Regions from separate parts of the Homo sapiens genome. Here region 2 is linked to region 1. A link is a loop called in an ENCODE intact Hi-C map of the cell type or tissue named here. Cell type or tissue: IMR-90. All regions are shown on one strand. Each heading gives the region's core, and the rest is flanking DNA. Links, peaks and the distances in the headings are about the cores only.

What was found. A loop is a pair of places that touch in the nucleus more often than their neighbours do. Peaks named below come from ENCODE experiments on the same cell type or tissue, not always from the same donor. Only the 100,000 strongest peaks of a DNase experiment are listed, where the experiment ranks them.
Region 2: it touches region 1 in a loop (3-fold over the local background); 1 of 110 quality-filtered maps calls a loop at or near these places.

Annotation. Positions count from the first base shown.
Region 1 is chr18:73,685,910-73,693,767 of GRCh38, forward strand. LOC105372190 (a long non-coding RNA gene) reads right to left here and starts at 5,382. Exons shown (of 7, transcript XR_007066468.1): 1 at 5,320-5,382. RefSeq lists enhancers at 5,382-5,882, 5,883-6,383. In IMR-90, for the core only: no CTCF peak of the experiment used is centred there; DNase peaks (open chromatin) are centred at 3,232 and 5,462; H3K4me3 peaks cover 610 bases; H3K27ac peaks cover 4,276 bases.
Region 2 is chr18:73,148,166-73,156,023 of GRCh38, forward strand. It overlaps LINC02864 (long intergenic non-protein coding RNA 2864), which reads right to left. Exons shown (of 6, transcript NR_034133.1): 6 at 5,893-7,770. Among named protein-coding and RNA genes, the nearest start is that of LINC02864, 110 kb to the right of the region's middle. In IMR-90, for the core only: no CTCF peak of the experiment used is centred there; no DNase peak of the experiment used is centred there; H3K27ac peaks cover 285 bases.

The DNA.
Region 1 (7,858 bases), core at 1,016-6,015:
ACAAAGGTGACAGAATGTGCTGGAAACAACTGGAAATCTTTACACTTAGAGACCCCAAGGTAAAGCATCCTCAAGAAACAGGCTGAAATATTTGGAGTAATATAAGTCAAGGTTGATAAGTGTGTGAAGAGGTTCAGAGGATAACTTTATTACAAGGCTGCTGAACAGTTTTAAAATAGTTTGAAATCCTCTTTAATAGAGTGTGCGATGATATGAAAATTTTCTGCCCTATAATATATAGAGTATGAGACTTTCTAAAATCAAATATTTGCATTTAAATTGAGTAAATTTATATATACTCCAATTTATCAAATAGGAGACATGAGTGACAGATTCCATTTTTACACAGCCTGTCCACCCTTTGTTTTTATATTCCATATGTCTTCATATCACATTTTGTTCTTCAGTATATTTCCAGAAAGAAACATTTTTTCTGCTGCTCTGAAGTAGACCCTCTTTATTCCTCGTGCCTCCCCATTCTCCAGCAGGGCCTGTCTCCAACCTGAGAGAACAAAGATGGCGGGTACTGTCCCTTCCAGCCTCTCCTCCAGCAAGGCACACTATGGGGCCCAATCCTGCCAGAAAGGTTTTAAGGGAGATATCAGATAATTTTTTCCTTATTCATAGAAAGTATCAAAGGACAAAAATGCCCCTGTCTTCATGAGATGCCCGGCTATCTCCATGTGACACCTGGAACACTGCATCCCTCTTGTAACCAGAGCAGAGGTGAACATGTTGATGCTGCAGAGAGGGAAGGAAAATACAACTCCTGAGTCCTAAACAACATTGTTGAACTCCTGCCCTGAGTCTGAAACCACCCTGGCTCCAGACCATTGATAATGTGAGATGACAACGTCGGTCCTGGGGAAGCCGCTTATTCATGTTGCATTCAGTTTCTGGCAGCAGAAACCCCTAACTGTCCCATCCCACCACCTTTCAGAATTACCAAAGAATCCAAATCACACCTGGATGCACCCCCAGGAGCTGTGAAAATCCAGGGCCCAATGGTGGTTACACCCCGTTCAAGCTAATGGGTTGAGTCGCATCTGCCCTGACTCTGGCGTGGTGTGAAACCCATCCTCTCTTCAGGCCTTCATCAGACCTGCCCTGCAGCCTCAGCACCTGCCAAGCACCAGCTTCCTTAAATCCTGGGGAGCCCCATTGACTTTCTACATTCAGGATGTGGTGGCTGTAATGAGCTTAGATGAGTCCCTGGCCTAAGACAAAGATGTTGGACAGAACTCAGAAAATGTACCACTTGATGTTTATGCTGTGGCTTTGCTTCTCAAATCCCACAGCATAAGTTACAGAAATGGACTTTGGTTTTTTTTAAGTTTGATGTTTATTTGCCAAATCCTGTGGGGATACAAAAGATGCATCTAGTGAAAAATAATAAGAGGTAACCTTTATTTCTGTGTGTAGGTAATATTCTAAGCCCATTTTGTATATTAATACCTCTGATGTCTATATTGTTGTTGTGATTCCATTTGTAAGTTTGTAAGTGAGAAAGCTGAGTTATAGAGAGGTGAAGTAACTTGACCAAGGTTACACAGTTAGGAATGTGCCACGTGACTGCTCAAATCCAGGTCACCTGGACCTCGAGTGCATGTGATACGTTGCTGTGCCATCTCCCCCCAGAGACCCTAACGATACAAAAGCAGCATGTGACTAAGCACCAAAAGGAGTATTTCAGAAAAATGAATGACATAAACTTTCAATTTCTGGACATGTTCATACGGAGAAAAGAAAACCCAACTGACAGGTTTATGGCAGAGATGTCTTCTACCTCGTAAGAAAAGTTAACTGAAATGCTCTCAAATACCATTCACAGTCATGTTCTTCAGGGCTATGAAAAACCCAGACAAGGCTGGCATTGCAGGATAGAACATTGTAGAAGGGCTTCATGGAGCAGCAGAACTTTGCATACACTGGACAGAGAGTGAGGATGTGTGAGGAAGATGATGGGAGTGGAGCAGGAGGGGGCTTCCATCAGCTATGTTCAAAGATGTCCCTGTGTTCTGGTTTATATGCCCATCATTCCATACGCCCCATGTGGATTTGGCTGACTTGCCCACACGGGGAGGCATCCCCTTTTCCCCCCAGTTCATGTGTTTTACTCCTCTAGATAAATATTTAGTTAACAGGAGAAAACCTTTGTGGGCAAAGTCAATTTCTTATCAAGGGTCAAAAGTCTTAAAATAGAATCAGAAGGTACATAAAACTGTTCTTACTCTTTATCCATCATTATTATGTACCAGAAGCTCTGATGGAGTGAAGATAAATATGTGAAGAACCAATCCATGTTCAATAACAGAATTTGGGGCAAGTAGGACAGGATCCGGAGGCACTGTGTTTGTGATGAGTGGAACCGTGCAGCGGTTTCTGGAAGCACATTGAGATGGATTCTGCTGATAAGGGATTCCATCGACTGGTCATTTGATGCATGGAACAAAACACTCACTAGTCTGAGCACCCAACCACACTGTAAACCAAAAGTGTCTAAGAGAGGTCTCAGTCAATTCACAAATTTATTTTGCCAAGGTTAAGGACATGCCTGGAAGACACACACACACACACACACACACACACACACAAACATGGAATCACAGAAACAGTCTGGTCTGTGCCTTTCTCCAAAGATGAGTTTGAGGGCTTCACTATCTAAAGGGGAAAAGTAGGCTGGAGGCGAAGGTGAGAGGATATGGTGGTCCACGTGTGGCAAGAGAAAAGAAGCAGGTAGGGAACTAGTCAATTACAACTCCTCTTGTACTCCGTAAAACTGACACTTTAATGAGATAAAATGAACGTTGAGTAGATAGCCGTGGCGATACTAACCTGTTGTCTGCTTGGGAACAAAGGGAAAGGCGGTTTCTTGCATGACTTAGCTTTCAGCTTCATTTTTTCCTTTTGGCATAGTGAGTTGAGGTCCTGAGTTTTTATTTTCCTTTCACAAAGCTAAGTCATTTTGGTTCGGCTGACAGTGCTATGTAACCTGACACCTTTAGCGAGCAGTCCCCTCATAGGCTTGACCCCACTGTTTTAGAGAAGTCTTGAAAAGTTCACAGTGCCTGCCAGGCAGTACCATTTGAGGCATTTAGTCAGTACATTTTGAATACATGAATAGCTGCCTGGCTATGAATGCACAATGTAATAAGCACTCTGTTACCAAACAACCATGTCAAGCATGTCTCCCATATATTGGACAATATATTGGAGACTTCTCTAAATGGTCAAGTGAGTCATGGTTGTTTGGTAATACAGTGCTTATTATATGAGTGAGGAACGTGACTCAGTACAATTATGACAAGAAATGCAATGGACTATGCTAAATGGAATTTGTAACGCTCATGAAAAGTGCTTTGGAATTTTAATGTGTGATTAAAGCATCTACTATTAACATTATTCCACAAAGAGCTTTACCTCTAACAATACATTCCTTGGTTGTCTGTCACTGGGTCTCTGTGCTTGACAGAGTTGAAAATGTTGCCTGTTTGCTGTCACACAGACATTGTCTCAGTATCACTTCCTAAAATGCATATTTGAATTTAGGATTCCAGCAAACACGGAAGGCACCGGTGGTTAAAGTGCCTCCATTTAGAAAATATGCTAAAAACAGCAGCTGGAAGTGCTCATCTGTCCAGGCTGAAGGCTGGCTTTCAAGATATGCTTTCAAGCAGTGCCACGAGGAGCAGCCTGGGCTGTCATTGGAGTTGCTGTCAGCGCGAAGCCTTGGTGTTGCAGGGCCTCTGCCATATGGAGCATCAAACCTTGGATCTGAATGATGATACAACCTGACTTTGCTGACAATCTCAGGCTATGTAAAAAACAGACTATAAAACATGTAGTCAAAATGCCATGTGTTTGAATAACACTTTACAGTTTTCAATACGCATTCATAGCCAAACAGCTATCCATTTATTCAAAATGCAGCGACTAATGCCTGGCAGGTGCTTTGAGCTGTTCAGAACTCCACAGCGGAAGCCAGAGCCTCGCCCTCAGGTGCTTACACTCTAGCAGGGGTCAGCCAGAAAGTCACCCTGTGAGGAGCTCTTTGGACCATGCAGCCACAGCCTCGGAGGCTAGAATCGATTCTAATTTCTACATATAGATAATTTTTTTAAAAAAATAGCAACACTGTGTGGTAGATGTACCTGACAGAAATAACTCAAGAAACTAGGGTTGCCACATGGAGGTTGCTGAGGGGAGGGTGCCACGTGAGGGTGCTATATAAACTGCATGCTTTTTACAAGTGCTTATCATTCTCCTCTCCAGCCTGCCGCTGCTGGACCATCACTGTATGTAAGTTCCCCCAAATAAAACCCATGTTTTATTCAGAATAATAATAATAAAGGCTAGAATCAACACTTTGGGGCACTGGGTAGGGGTGCTCCATCAGACAGGGCGAGAAAGACTCTCTTGTGAGCAGTGTCTGAGCTGGGACCTCAGAGACAGGAAGACAAGGAGAAAAGCATCCAGGCGGTAGGAAAAATAGGAGTTAAGATGACAGGGGCAGGAGCCCATTGTTTGGAGTCCCAGAGGAGGTCAGTGTGGCAGGAGCCCTGCTGAGCAGCTGGCGGGGGCAGTGAGGAGAGTCAAGAAATAAAAGGGCTGAAAAGGAACCAGGTTATGTATGCAGCTAATAAGGGTGTTAAATTTTATTGCAAATAAAATGGCAAGATGTTGAAGGATTTTAAACAGGAGAATGAAATGAATAGATTTGAAATGTAAAAGAGTCATTTTAGCATCACGTTCTGATGATGTTTATTCTAATCAAAACTGTGGAAGGAAATTTATTGTTGACTCTACTGAGTACACGAGGAAACTGATGCTCAGAGAGGATAGTGTCTTGTCCTAGGAACTTCAAGGAGTGAGGGAGAGCATCAGTCCCCAGGTCTCCTCATGCAGAGCTTCCTGCTCGTTTTTTTCCACTACAGTTGCCTCCTTTATATCTGCCTGTAGCCAAGTTATGTGGAACAAAATCAAATGTCAAATAGGAACATTTTCTTTAAATGTCTACATACCTAAAATTATTTCGGATTATACTTGTGGCGTTAGGTTGAGCTGATGAGAAATGAAAGTGTGGCTGAAAATGCATTTAGAGATTTACTCTAGAATAAGAATAATGAAAATGCTTGAAATAAAGATTTAATCTGATTGACTGAAATAAGTTACATGTGACCAGGCTAATAGGCTACATTTAAACATTCCACTTTAAAACATTTTTTAAATTCTTTTCATGAAGTCATCTGTCTGAGACTTCCCCACTACAGCCCAGAACATCCCTCCTTAGAAGCTCACTCCACGTTTTATGACACTTACCTTCACATCATCTTGGAGCATCTGTCAGAGGCGTCTGAACCAGGGCGTCTCCATCTTGAATAGGGGCTGGGTCAGATGAGGCTGAGAGCTGCTGGGCTGCATTGCCAGGAAATCAGGCATTCTTAGTCACAGGATATTTGCAGTCACGGAAACAAGTTAATATGTTTACAAAACCGACCCGGTGTTACAGTGGGTGGCTAGTCAGACAGTGAGCAGGGCAGGAGAGCTGCCCCCTTCCCACACCAGGAGTATCAGGCAGCCATCTGGTGATGGTCAGGCAGTTGTTAAACTTTCTCTCTAAAGTAATAATTGGTCACAGCCGGTGCCAGGGAAAGCCCATCTCCCAATAGATAGAAACACCTGAAACTAGTGATCGTCTTCCCAATAACATCTCGGGGGTTGGGCGAGTGGGCTTAAGCATGTGCACTAAGAGGCAAAATGGTGCAGTTTAACTGGTGTGTGACCTTCTAGGAACACTCAACTGGTAGGGGAAGAACGCCTCAAATGAGCATGGGTACAACTTCAGTAAACACACTGCCCATGCGGTCCCTCCCAGGCGCTGGCAGGCCAACGAGCATGCAGACAGCCCACCCCGAGGGAAGACTGAGGGGAGAAGGGACACAACACCCCTCCCAAGTCCTGGCAGGCCAACCCGCATGCAGACAGCCCACCCCGAGGGAAGACTACGGGGAGAACGGACGCAACACCCTGGAATCATGCCAACATATAAACCCCAAGCTCAAACTGTGCACTTGTTCTCTCAAGTCGCCCACTCAGCCCTCTTCCAAGTGCACTTTACTTCCTTTCATTCCTGCTCTAGTGCTTTTTAATAAACATTTACTCCTTCTCTAAAACTTGCCTCTCACTCTGCCTTATGCCCCTTGGCTGAATTCTTTCTTCAGAGAAGGCGAGGATTGAGGTTGCTGCAGACCCATATGGATTTGCTGCCGCTAACACCAGGATTTAACAGATCCAGGAGATAACAGACCCAGAAAATGTCCTGATGTCCCAATATCCTAAGAACAAGAACATTCTTAGTTTAAGAATAAGTTTTGCTTTAAAGATAATAATATAGATTCTTGTGGAAGAGAGTAGTTATGCAAAGATTAACAATCCTTCATCACAAGCCCTTGTAGCAGAGCACACCTCCCCCATGTTTTTTTTTGTTGTTTTGCTGTTTTATATATAAATGAGCATTGTACCTAAGGTGGATGTGTTCCTTCTTTTCCTTCTGGGAACACCATGCTCTGTCTAAGGTGGATGTGTTCCTTCTTTTCCTTCTGGGAACACCATGCTCTGTCTAAGGTGGATGTGTTCCTTCTCTTCCTTCTGGGAACACCATGCTCTGTTTAAGGTGGATGTGTTCCTTCTCTTCCTTCTGGGAACACCATGCTCTGTTTAAGGTGGATGTGTTCCTTCTCTTCCTTCTGGGAACACCATGCTCTGTCTATGGAGTAGGCTTTCTTTTATTCCTTTACTTTCTTAATAAACTTGCTTTCACTTTACTCGGTAGATTTGTCCTGAATTCTTTTCTTGTGCAAGATCCAAAACCCTCTCTTAGGGTCTAGATTGGGACCCCTTTCTGGTAACACACCTGCTATGAAGAAAAAAACTCAATTAATATTTTTATAATTAATGTCATTGCTCTAAATGCATCGAAAACATAAAGAAATAAGAGTTGTTGACATGTTAGGATAGTGTTAGAAATTGCTAAGTTATTGTCCAGAAAAAAGGGAATAATTGAAAAAAATAAAAATTAGAAAAGTAGGTCCTGAAGCACATTAAGCATTTAACAAATCATATAATTGAGAATGAAGGTAAGCCTTCATCTCTGGTGGTATGAATGTCTAGATACCTTGACTATCCTGTGGCTAAAAACAACTAAAAATGTTGGATAAAATGAAAAATATATGTAAATGCCTTTAACCTCCTGTCAACAAAATTAAATAATACGTATTAGAAGACTGAAACACAATGAAAGTATGACTTCATAGAAACAAGCACAGCAAGGAAACCAACTTTTCCCTTGAAGATATTTATGGACTGGGATACACTGAAACTTTGGTTTGTCAGCCTGTGGGTTGGGAAAGTCAGGAGACAAGCCCAGGCTTGCTCAGTGTTGGGGGGGTAAAATAGAAGACCTCTCTGCAAATAAACCTAAGCTCAGAAAGGGGTAGTCTTGACTGTGAAGAGAATGTTAGAGCAATGGTCTGGCTTGAACCAGGGTACAGAGTAGAGAGTTGAAAAATAGAGACTCTTCAGTCTTACCAGGAATTCTGGGAAAAAAAAAAACAGAAGAAGAAGAAGAAGAAAAATAAAGACTCAGGAAGAGTTAGAACAGCTATACAGTTCCATAATCACATTTGAAATTTTATCAATAGGTCAACTCTTTCTCCAAAGAAACCACCAGGCCCAGTTTACAGAAAGTTCCATCAAAGGACTCAATGCATCTTTCATAAATGATTTTAAGGTGTAGAAAGAGACTACCACAAATGTGTTCAGTGTAAGTTTATCATACTGACACTGACAAGCGCAGTAC
Region 2 (7,858 bases), core at 1,965-6,964, 540 kb before region 1:
TATTTAACTGAGCAATGAGCACTTAAGCTTCCTCCGTGTCTTTTTATGACTTAATGGCTAATTTCTTTTCATTGCTGAAATAATATTTCATTGTATGAACGTACCAGGTTTTTAAAAAATCCATTTACCTAAAAGAATATGTTGATTGCTTTCAGTCTTTGGTGATTAAGAATAAAGCTGCTAAAACATTTCACCTGCAAGTTTTGGTGTGAACAAAGATTTCAATCAATTGCATATATATCCCAAAGTACAATTGCTAGATAGTATGGTAAGACTCGTTCACCATTATAAGAAACTGCTTCACTCTTTCAGGGTGGCTGTGGCACTGCACCTTCACTCAAGCAATGGATGAGTTTCTATATCTCCACATTACTGCCACCATTTCATATTGTTGTTGTGGATTTGAGCCTACCCAATTGGTGTGTGTGTTTTGTAGATCTTTGTCCCTTTCTTCCACTCTTCTTGTTTGCATCTATGAACCAGTGGTTTTCTGTGATGCTAAGCTTTGTTTCATTTTTCTTTTTTGTTTGCATGTCTGCAGTAATTTGTTTCTTTCTGGTTACCATGAGTCTAACATAAAGAATATTGGATCTGCAATAGACTTGTTTTTTAAACTGATAATAACATTACTCACATAAGAATATTCTAGACTTTTTCTCTACCCCCATAATTTATATTTTTGTTGCCTTAATTTACATCTTTATCTATTTTGTTTTTATTAGCTGCTAATATTAGCTGTTGTTATTTTTGACCATTTCGACTTTCAACCTTCATACTGCAGAAATTTAAGATTTACATAGCACCAAACATCACTGGAGTATTCCAACTTTGATTTATAAATTCAACTCTACTAATGAGTTTTATACTTGCACATGTTTTCATTTTAGTATTTATTTATTTATACTTTCAGTTGCAGCATTCTCTTAAGCACTTTTTGTACGACTGGTCTAGTGGTGATGAATTCCCTCAGATTCTGCTTGTCCAGGTAGTTCTTTATTTCCCCTTCATTTCTAAAGGATAACTTTGCTAGATCTAGTATTGGTGGTAGTTTTTTGTTTTGGGGGAGTTCTTTGAGCACAGTGAGTATATCATCCCATTCTCTTCAGGCTTGCCAGGTTTCTGCTAAGAAATCTCCTAATCATTTGATGGGGGATTCCATTTTCTGTGACTTGACTTTTTTCCCTTGCAGCTTTTAGAGTTCTCTTTGTCTTTGACAGTTTGATTAAAATGTGCCTTAAAGAGTTTCTTTTTGGGTTGAATCTAATCAAAGTTCTTTCAGCTTCCTGAATCTGGATGTTCACATCTGTCCCAAGACTTGTGAAATTTTCAGCTATTATTTTATGAAATATATTTTCTGTGCTCTTATCCCTCTGTTTTCCTACCGAATTACTATAATGCAAACATTTAATAGCATCGCATAAATCCTTTAACAGAGGATTTTTCTGTTTCTCTTCTCAATTCTTGCAGGTTACTCAGCTTCACTTATTCAAATTTTCAGTTATTGGGAGTATCTGTAGTTGTGCTGATACATGCATGAGTGGTTTATTTCATGACACTGAGTTTAACAAAGTTTGTCCCTGAATGTGGTTCACTGGCAATTTTGAAACCCAGGCCCAGACAGGGAGAAAGAACACAAAAGACTGATCAGTATTTCACAAACATTAACATACTTAAATGCACTTCAATAGGAGGGTGTTAGGACTTTCTATTTGAGAATTCACAACCTAGCTTGAAGATATTTTGTACTTTATTAAAAGATATAATATTTTAAATATATTTAGTTATAAAGCAACTCCTGAGTTGAAGAAAGCTCAAAACAATATAGGAAAAAAAATACATTTTTAAGAGAGATGGTATTATGAAAATGAAATGGGATATTGTTTGAATTCTCACTATGTCACCAGCTATTTTATATTTTGCAATAAATGCAATGCACTGACTGCTCAGTCATTTCCAATGTTATTCAAATTCTGATCTCAATCAACATAATTTTTAAAAATTAGGATGATACATAAGTACAATAAAACTCTTGATTGGAGAAAAACATTTTGTGTATTATATGTTAAAGTGAAGATATAAAATAGCATTTCCTGAATTGTGGTAACAAGGCCAATATATTTTGATACTTTTAATATGTTACTAACAAATGTTGAAAACAAAGTAAGCCAATTAAGAAAACTGAAACACTTACATCAATTGACCAAAAGCAATCAATGAGCTAGAAAGAAACCATTACCACAACTTCCCACATGGGGCAGATTAACAATGAAGTGACATCTGAAGAGATTTAAAACATTCTACAACAGACTAATAACAGTTAAAGTCTTATAATACATATTGGTTTGGCTGTTTCAGCATAATCACAATACAGATTTTAATCAAACTTGGTTACTTACAAATTATTTTGTTTGAATGCAGCTTTATAAAATGAATCTGCCAAGTAAATAAAATAAAATTAAAATCCATGCAGAAGAAAGGATTTAACATTGTGGCATTTCTTTTTATTTCAAGTTAATACTGAGAAGAGAAAATAAAGCATCTGAGAAAATTATTTAAAATAATAATCTAAAAAATTCTCATGGTTTCTTAACAGCTAGTGATTTTCCCTTGGGGAACAATTATAGTCCTGTAAGCAGAGGGTATTCTAAGAATGATTATTGAGATTTGGAAGGGAACATACTACTAGAGATAGTAAAACAGCAAAACTAATCTAAAATGTCAGTACAGACAGTCCCTGATTTATGATTTGACTTACAATTTTTCAACTTTATGATAATATGAAAGTGATACACATTCAGTAGAACTCATACTTCAAATACCCATACAACCTTTCAGTTTTTCACTTTCAGTAGAGTATTCAATAAATTACTTGACATAGTCAACACATTGTTATAAAATAGGTTTTGTGGTGGATGATTTTGCCCAACTGTAAGCTAATGTAAGTGTTCTGAGCGCGTCTAAGGTCGGGCTGAGATAAGCTGTGATGTTTGGTGGGTTGAGAGTATTAAATGTATTTTGACTGATGGTATTTTCAACTTGTGGTGGTTTTACTGGAACATAACATCATTGTAAGTTGAGGAGCATTTGTATTTATTTTATTCGGGGAAAGCTTAAGACAGTTTATTCACAATGGTAAACTACATTCTTGGTGGTACTAGAAAGAAAAACAATCCTTTTCTGATGGCATTTGCAACTGGAAATAACGAATCCTTTAAGCTTCAGAGACTGGTGTAAGAGGAAATGGGTTTTATGCCCCGAGGTCCAAAGCCTGAGTTAATCTAATGACCACACATTCCATTTTTATGTAGAATGTTTCAGAGTGCAATGTATTTTTCTTTTTTCCATCTTCTAAAATCTCTAGAATGGGAATTAATAAGTTAGTCTTGAATTACAACTGAATTACTTTTCAGAATATTTGCATGTCTATAAATACAATTTTCTTGACTGACAAGATTTTGAGTATATTTTAAAATATCATATCTTGAACGTTTTGAAAATGTCCAATTTCAAATATACGTAGACCATATCAGTTCTTATTAAACCAAATCGTCATTTAGTATGATCTAATTACGAGGCCTGTTGTAAACTCCCAGTCTTACGAATAGTAAAATTGTGCTTAGCCCGTCTCCTTTAAACAGATATTTTGAGTAAACTGCGGCTTTCCATTTTCATATGCAGAATTATCAAGACCCGCAAGTTTATTTCTAGTACTTTGTACATCTTTGCTTGCAGAAGATGAACTATCAGTCTCTTACTAGCCATTGTATTCTCCTACCACTTTCTACCAGTTATACTTATTATTTTAATTTTGATTATTATATGTGGTAGTACAATGTAAGTGTAAAACATAATTCTATGAAAACTAACCTGACTGGTCTAGAAAAACTTAACTAAATTAGGTAGGTAATTTTGTTGTTAAATGTAAATAACTAAAAGATGTATTTAGATTGTTTCACAAGGCCCTTGTCACTTCTCTTTAAATAAACTGAAATTGGAAATTACTATTGATATACTTGATGTAAAAACAAAATCAAAAACAAAAGGCAACCTAGAACTTGTCTTAACTGCAAAACTACCAAAATTTTAATTTGATATATCCCACCTACTTTGAAAATTACCTAAGATGCAATATTATTTATTTATTCATTCATTATTTTTTTTTTACTATCCTCTATGTTACATGAGTTCTTCTAGTTATTGAAAAAATCAAGAGTAAGTAAAAACAATGATCTGATATCAAAAAGCTCAAAGTGTAGTTGGAGATAGACATATTTTATATTTTAAGTAGTTCTTCAGAAGAAAATGAGTGTTTTGGGGAACAATCAAAAAGCTATTAACTCCCTTTATTGTTCTTGGTTTAAAACCAAAGGGATATGTACATAGAAAACCAGAGAGAAAAGCTGGCCTGGCGCGGTGGCTCACGCCTGTAATCCCAGCACTTTGGGAGGCCGAGGCGGGCGGATCATGAGGTCAGGAGATCCTGGTTAACACAGTGAAACCCCGTCTCTACTAAAAATACAAAAAAAAAATTAGCCAGGCGTGGTGGCGGGTGCCTGTAGTCCCAGCTACTCGGGAGGCTGAGGCAGGAGAATGGCGTGAACCCGGGAGGCGGAGCTTGCAGTGAGCCGAGATGGCGCCACTGCACTCGAGCCTTGGGTGACAGAGCGAGACTCCGTCTCAAAAACAAAACAAAACAAAAAAAACCACAGTGAGATAAATCATCTTCAATATGTTTTGAATAATTGGTTAAACTATTCAAAATATTCAGATAGCAAATGAATATTTAATATTTCATGAGTTAGGCATAATTTGAGGAATCACTGATGTTTGATAAAGTATAATTGGTATATATTATGTGTATATCATCTGTAATTATTCCTAAAATCATTAGCATATAATCTAAGTAAACCTGGTCTTTTATTTGTTTCACAGACTAACTGATGATGAGACAAATATTTCATTTTATTTTTGTTACAAGGTCTTGCTCTGTCACTCAAGCTGGAGTGCAATGGCATGATCATAGCTCACTGCAGCCCTGAACTCCTGGGTTCAAGAACATTTTAATTTTTAAAAATAACATGAGAGCAAAAATGTTTGAACTTAATATAAGGCTATTTTTAGGGTGAATGAGACATGTTATAAAAAATGTTCTAAAACAACAGTGAGAAAAACTACATAAAGTTGTCACGATTATTCCATATCAAGATATTTAAAACTATCTGGAAAGGATTTAATTATACAGTTTGGCTCTTACTTAGACAGGGAAATACCTCATTACTCAGCACTGCATCAAAAGGATGAGATTGACTCCAAGTGTTTTCCTCAAGGGCTTGGAGAGCAGCCAAAAATACACAGTCCTAAATGTAAAGCAGAGTTTATCACATAAAGAAATTTTCAAGAAAAGTAATATTGAAAAAGAAAGAATGTTAAGATGAAAATAGAGCATTAGGGAAATTTTTAATAGATCGTTCTATGGATTTTCCTGTGGTCTTTGCCCTGGTCCCTTTAGTTGGCAACATATGGGTAGCCTCAGAGAAGATTGCTATGACAATACAGAGAGAAACAAGATGCTCATTTTTAGTTATTTTATTTCATTTTTAATTTTTTTGTGAGACGGGATCTCACCCTGTCCCCGTCTGGAGTACACTGGTGTAACAATGACTCACTGCAGCCTCGACTTCCTGGGCTTCAGCAATCCTCCCACCTCAGCCTCCCTAGTAGTTGGGACTACAGGGAAGCACCACCATGCTCTGCTAAATTTTCATTTTTTTTTCTTTTGTAGAGACTAGGTCTTGCTATGTTGTCCAGTCTGGTTGTGAACTCCTGGAACCAAGTGGTCCTCCCTCCTCAGCCTCCCAAAATGTTGGGATTACAGGTGTGAGTCATGGCATCTGGCCTAAATTTTACTTTTAATTTAAAAAGAGACACAGACATAAGGTATAAAGATTTGGGAGAATACCCCAAAACCTGCTTTCCCTCATAGAGGGATAAAGTCAGAGCCTTCTAGGAGCCCGCAGGCCAGCAAACCAAAGCCCACGGGCCAGACACAGCCTGCAGACTGTTTTTGTGACTAAAGTTTCACTGGAAAACTTTCATTCTTTTATTCATGACTGCATTCACACTCCAGTGGCAGAGTCGAGTAGAGTAGCTGCGACGAGACTACAAAGTTGAAACTATCTCCCAGCTGATCCTTTGCAGAAAAAGTTTGCCACCCACTGGCCTAGACTGTGGTGGATCCCTGAGGAAAAGCCCCAGGCCCTTCTCTGCCCTTCCTGTCCCATGCCAGATCCCAAAGGGAAGGCTGTGGGTGAAACATTCAAGAGGCTTGGAGATTTAAGACTCAAGGAGTCAGAACAGGTCTGGAAGATCAAGCTGTTTTGGTTTCACATATTTGGGCTGTCTAGGCTGCTGGTTGCGAGACTGTCTTACTATTTGTGCATTATCCAAGAAGTACAGGGAGCAGTGGTACATTTACCTATTCATGTACTATCATAATGGGCATAAAGGACCTTAAAGGATCTCCCTGAGCTTCTCTTGGGTATGAAGTGGCATAGGAAAGCAGTCAGATGTTTCCTGGAAATCCAAGAAAGATTCAAATATAGTCAGGAATGGAAAACAAAGGAACAACAAGTTGTATGAGGGGAAGCCAATATCCATAGGATACAGGTACACATGTGATTGGATGTTTACTCCAGCAGCTGACACTCAGTGGCAGCTTGCCCTCCTCCAATGGGAACGGTGGCTCTCATCAGTCCCCATCGCCACTGTAGGGACATCATGTACAAACCCAGAGGCCTGTGAGACCCTGAACAGGCTGATAGGATCTTCAGTTTGCAGAGATAACTGAGAAACGTGTCTATCATTTAGGAGCCATTTTAGCTTTAAACAAGGTTCAGTGGTACTTTTAGGGTTTGAGGAACCTCTAGTCATCTTAAAATTACCCTGTGTCCATTCCCATGGCCAGGCCTGTGCTCTTTCCAAACCCAAGATCTGTGTTCCCATGAGACCAGTCAAAGTTGTGATTTGGCCTTAGTGATGATACAGCCACCCCTGGGATCAACATTTGAGTTTGACTATTTGCCATCTGACCTGTGTCCTAGAATCAATAACATTTGTTTAACACAAACATCACCATATTGTTGTTTTCTGTCTGTGCTTTTAGCAAAGGCTTCAGCAATTTGGGATAGCCATTGCCTTTCTGTTTTATTTATTTTTTATTTTTTTTGAGATGGAGTCTCGCTCCGTCACCCAGGCTGGAGTGCAGTGGCGTAATCTTGGCTCACTGCAAGCTCCGCCTCTCGGGTTCACGCCATTCTCCTGCCTCAGCCTCCCTAGTAGCTGGGACTACAGGTACCCACGACCACACCTGGCTAATTTTTTGTATTTTTAGTAGAGTCGGGGTTTCACTGTGTTAGTCAGGCTGGTCTCAAACTCCCGACCTTGTGATCCACTCGCCTCAGCCTCCCAAAGTGCTGGGATTACAGCCGTGAGCCACCATGCCTGGCCCTATTGCCTTCCTTTAAAGTGTTGATCACAGTAGGAATTAACCTGTTAAGGGACTTTGAATAATCCAGTGATTAGGGCTTGAACTAAGTCATATTATAAAGCTGGGAAAGAGGATAGAGAAAAGAAATGATGTGGGGGCAGAACCTACTGAGTGTGGGGAGTGATTGCAAATGTGATTGGACACCATAGAAATTGTTCAGGGAGATTCCAAGGTTGCTGGCTTGAATCGCAGGTAGTATGGGCTCCACAGAACTCACTCAGGCTCTGAAAGAGAAAGTACAAACATGATCTAAGGTATGGAAATGTTGAGACTGGGTTCCTGTGACATACACAGAAAGAAATTTGATTTGAA